2 separate regions of the Homo sapiens genome follow, and region 1 is linked to region 2. A link is an interaction called in ENCODE POLR2A ChIA-PET data of the cell type or tissue named here. Cell type or tissue: B cell. All regions are shown on one strand.

Region 1 (2,500 bases), 860 kb before region 2:
GCACTGAGCCAAGATTGCACCACTGCACTCCAGCCCAGGTGAAACAGCGAAACTCCATCTCAAAAAAAAAAAAAAAAAAAAAAAAAAAGATTAAGGTTGACCAAAAGAAAGTAAGTGAGGCTAGGCACAGTGGCTCACGCTTGTAATCCACTTTTGGAGGCCTCAGGTGCATCACCTGAGGTCAGGAGTTCGAGACCAACCTGGTCAACATGGTGAAACCCCATCTCTACCAAAAATAAAATTAGCTGGGCATCGTGGTGGGTGCCTGTAGTTCCAGCTACTGGGGAGGCTGAGGCAGGAGAATCGCTTGAACCTGTGAGGCAGAGGTTACAGTGAGCCAAGATCACGCCACTGCACTCCAGCCTGGGTGACGAAGTAGGACTCCGTCTCAAAAATAAAAAATAAAAATAAAGACCAGGGAGGCTGTGCAGGTAGGAAATGTCTTTATTATTGGCCTTGAGTCATCATGTAGTGTCTGACATAGGTTACGTGTCCAGAGGATCTGCCTGGCACACGCTAGCTACCCCTGCCCACTGGAGCAGCCCCTCTGGCCGACGCCAGGCCTTTGTCCATCATGCCAGGGAAGCCAACCCCACCATCCCACAAGTTCATGCTAGGGGTGCTGAGGAACAAGGCTGTCCTAGGATTGGACCCTCCATCCTGGACAGGGGTCCTGGGGAGGATGAGGCTGAGGCCTGGATGATCAGTCTCTTTTTGGTTTCATGATCATTTAAAAAACAGAAAAGACAAACATTTCACAGTCTTTAAAAAATAGAAGTCTGAGGAGAGAAGCCAGAGTCCTGGGCCCCGGGAGGCCCCTCGAGGCCTCAGCATTCCCTGTCCCTTGAGGTCTGTCTGCAGGCCTGGCCACAGCACACGTGGCCCCGTCATGGTCACTGGCCCGAGCCGTAGGGCCAGTTGAAGGTACTCCCCGACAGCAGCATGTCTCTGATCAGTGTCTCAATGGGCGTCTTCCCCACCAGGCGCATGAAGAACAGCTGGGAGATGAGGGAGGCAGGGACCGCGCGCAGGGCGGGGAGCCGCAGCAGCAGGCGCCCGAAGCGCTGGGGCTGGGACGGGTACTGCGCCCGCACATACTCGGTGAGGGCCACCTGCGCCTTCTCCTGCAGGCTCTCAACGTGGGCCGGGTCTGAGAGGCCACAGGCGTCTAGGGGGACAAAGGCAAGTCAGACAGGTGGGAGGCAGCTAGAGAACACAGAGCCCACAGGGGTGACTAGGGGACACCACTCGCCACTGTGGGTAAGAACAGGGGGCCGGGCATGATGGCTCACGGCCACAGTCCCAGCACTTTGGGAGGCCAAGGCAGAAGCATCATTTAAGGCCAGGATTTGAGACCAGCCAGGGCAACATAGTATGATCCCTTCTCTGCAAAAACAAATCAGCTGGGGCTGGGCACAGTAGCTCACGCCTGTAATCCCAGCACTTTGGGAGGCTGAGGCAGGTGGATCACTTGAGGTCAGGAGTTCAAGACCAGCCTGGCCAACATGATGATATTCCGTCTCTACTAAAAATAAGAATAATTAGCCAGGCATGGTAGTGCGTGCCTGCAGTTCCAGCTACTCGGAAGGCTAATGGGAGGATCGCTTGAGCCTGGGAGGCGGAGGTTGCAGTGAGCCGAGATCGTGCCACTGCACTCCAGCCTGGGCAACAGAGGGAGACCCTGTCTCAAAATAAATAAAAAATAAAAATTAGTCCAGTGTGATGGCACACGCTTGTAGTCCCAGCTCCTCAAGAGGCTGAGGTGGGAGGATCTCTTGAGCCTAGGAGTTTGAGGCTACAGTGATCCATGATCATAGCACAGCCTGGGCGACAGAGTAATAAGACCCTGTCTCAAACAAAACAAAACAAAACAAAACAAAACAAAACAAAAAACGACCCTGGGATGCAAATGGGACTATCTAAGACTGTGTCGATCCTCCAGAGATAGTGAGGTGTTCTCATCTAACCAGTGACATAGGGGTGCAGGCAGTGATGTTTCAAGGGTGGCTGGCACCCAACTCATGCCTTTGGCAGGGAGACAGGTTCTAATTTTTTTTTCTTTAAGATAGAGTCTCACACTGTCGCCCAGGCTGAAGTGTAGTGGCACGATCTCACTGCAACCTCTGCCTCCGGGTTCAAGTGATTCTCCTGCCGCAGCCTCACAAGTAGCTGGCATTACAGGCACACTCCACCACGCCTAGCTAATTTTTGTATTTTTAGTAGAGACGGGTTTTGCTGTGTTGGCCAGGCTGGTCTTGAACTCCTGACCTCAAGCAATCTCCCCACCTCGGCCTCCCAAAGTGCTGGGATTACAGGGCCACCAGCCAGGCCAAGGAGATGGGTTCTAAGGAAGCTCGCAGGGAAGGTGGGGCTGGGAAGGGAATTTGATGAGGAAGACAGAGCCCAGAAGGGCCTACGGTGTGAGAGAATGTGGCAGCCTCTAGAGAGAGACCCAAGATAGGAAGCCAAGAAGAAATCTGGGAAGGCCAGGCGCGGTGGC
Region 2 (2,500 bases):
CTCTAATTGCGCCACTGCACTCCAGCCTGGGCCACAGAGCAAGACCCTGCTCAAAAAATAACAAGAAAGGTGGAGGAAATAGGTAGAGATCAGAGGAAAGTCATGGCCCCCTCCTGACCATCCTGAGACCCTCCCAACTCCACCAATTCCTGGAGAGTCCCTCACTTGCCTTATTTCACAGATTGGGAAACTGAGTCCAGGGGCACTCAGACCACCTGAGGCCCCAGCTGGAGATGAAGAGATGGATTCAAACCACCCCTTGTGGAGTATAGTTTTGCCCCTTCCAGAGTGGAGACCGTGCCTCAGGGCTTCCCCCACCCGCACCAAGGTTGGCCCTCTCAGGCCTCATCTTTCCCACCTGCAAAATGGGCTTTTGTGAGTATGAAGGAGGGCTTGGCTTGCAGTGAGCGCTGTCCACCCGCTGGCCAGTGTGATTAGTCATTGTTGTTGTTCCCCAGTGGCCTCTGCCTGGCAGCTGCTGGAAAAACATCGAGGGAGGGAGATACAGGGCTGGGGAGGTGAAAAGCTGGACACAGACGCCCCTAGCCCCTTGGGATCAGGAACAGATGGAGGCCGGGTGCCCTGAAGTGGAGCAGGGAGGACTGCCTGGAGGAGGGACACTTGAGCTAGAATGTATAGAATTACAGGGCATCTCCGGCAGAGGCCACAGCAGAGGCAAAAGTCCAGAGGAGGTGCTTTGGGGACCACCAAGATGGACACAGTGGGTCTGGGTTTCTGTGGGGTGATGGGCTGGGGCCTCGAGCGCCAGGCTAAAGGGCCTGGCTTTCTCCGAGGGCGGTAGGGAGCCATGGCAGGTGTGTGAGCTGGAGGGGTACCCCAGACAAAGGTGAAGTGGTATTTCTCCCCTTATTGAAGTCACAACCTGACACTCCCTCTGAAGTTCCCCACATCCCACCTTCCCCTTGCCACATCTTGGCAAGCCCACCTCCTTCCCTCCGTCTCTAGGCCTGCCAAGAGGCCCTGTGGGCCCCTTATGGCCCCACCCAGCTGCCCCAGAAGCTCGTCTGAGATAAGTTCCCAGGGCTGCCCCACTTTCAGGTGCCCCACAGACTCGGGGGCGGGTGAAGCAGGAAGGATCGAGTCACGAGGGCCCCAGAAAACATGACGGGAGGAACCACAGCACTTCCCCACCTCCTCAGCTTCCGCCTTCTCAGGGAGAGAGACCTTCAGCCCGAGGAGGAGGGCCGAGCTTCCCTCCATGTGGCAAGAGACCCTAACGTCGCTGAGGATCATCTAAAGAGGGTGTTGAAGGATGCATAGGAGTTAGCCAGGAGACAACCCATTTGTTAATTTAACAAACTCATAGGCATCACTCATCAACAAGAACAATTTTCATCATTCAATCAGGACTTTCTAATGCCTCTGAGGGATCATTTGAGGATGTTTAATTATTATTTTTATTTGAGACAGGGTCTCACTCTGTTACCCAGGCTGGAGTGCAGTGACACAATCATAGCTCACTGCAGCCTCAACCTCCCAGTTTCAAGCTATCCTTCTACCTCAGCCTCTGATATAGCTGAGACACAGGCCAATGCCACCATGATGCCTGGCTTTTCTTTTTTTTTTTTTTTTTTTTACTTTTGAGACAGAGTCTTGCTCAGTCACCCAGGCTGGAGTGCAGTGGTGCGATTTCAGCTCACTATAACCTCCGCCTCCTGAGTTTAAGCAATTCTCCTGCCTCAGCCTCCTGAGTAGCTGGGATTACAGACATGCACCACCACACCCAGCTAATTTTTGTATTTGTAGTAGAGATGGGGTTTCACCATGTTGTCCAGGCTGGTCTCAAATGCCTGACCTTAAGTGATCTGCTGGCCTCGGCCTCCCAAAGGGCTGGGATTACCGGCGTAAGCCACCGCCCCTCGACCATCCAGCTTTTTTTTTTTTTTTTTCAGTTTTTGGTAGAAATGTGGTCTCATGCCTGTATCCCAGCACTTTGGGAAGGCCGAGGTGGGCAGATCACTTGAGGTCAGGAATTCGAGACTAGCCTGACCAACATGGAGAAACCCCGTCTCTACTAAAAATACAAAATTAGCCGGGCATGGTGGCTCCTGTCTGTAATCCCAGCTACTTGGGAGGCTGAGGCAAGAGAATCACTTGAACCTGGTAAGCGGGGTTTGCGGTGAGCCAAGATCGTGCCATTGCACTCCAGCCTGGGCAACAAGAGTGAAATTCTGTCTCAAAAAAATAAAATAAAATAAAAATACAAAATTAGCCAGGCATGGTGGCACGCGCCTGTAATCCTAGCTACTCAGGAGGCTGAGGCAGGAGAATCGCTTGAACCTGGTAGGCGGAGGTTGCAGTGAGCTGAGATTGTGCCACTGCACCCCAGCCTAGGAGACAAGAGCAAAACTCTGTCTGAAAAAAAAAAAAAAAAAGAAATGTGGTCTCACTATGTTGCCTAGGCTGGTCTCAAACTCCTGGTCTCAAGGGATCCTCCCACCTCAGCCTCCCAAAGTGCTGGGATTACAGGCATGAGCCA

The links. ChIA-PET counts read pairs that join two places held together with the same protein. Peaks named below come from ENCODE experiments on the same cell type or tissue, not always from the same donor. Only the 100,000 strongest peaks of a DNase experiment are listed, where the experiment ranks them.
Region 1: POLR2A ChIA-PET joins it to region 2 with 13 read pairs; 3 of 35 experiments call an interaction of 5 or more read pairs at or near these places.

Annotation. Positions count from the first base shown.
Region 1 is chr19:17,231,459-17,233,958 of GRCh38, forward strand. NR2F6 (nuclear receptor subfamily 2 group F member 6) reads right to left here. Exons shown (of 4, transcript NM_005234.4): 4 at 425-1,168. The coding sequence ends at 894. Among named protein-coding and RNA genes, the nearest start is that of OCEL1, 6.5 kb to the left of the region's middle. In B cell, no CTCF peak of the experiment used is centred here; no DNase peak of the experiment used is centred here.
Region 2 is chr19:18,090,292-18,092,791 of GRCh38, forward strand. It overlaps a transcript of IL12RB1 not described here. Among named protein-coding and RNA genes, the nearest start is that of IL12RB1, 4.6 kb to the left of the region's middle. In B cell, no CTCF peak of the experiment used is centred here; a DNase peak (open chromatin) is centred at 1,100; H3K4me3 peaks cover 1,043 bases; H3K27ac peaks cover 2,094 bases.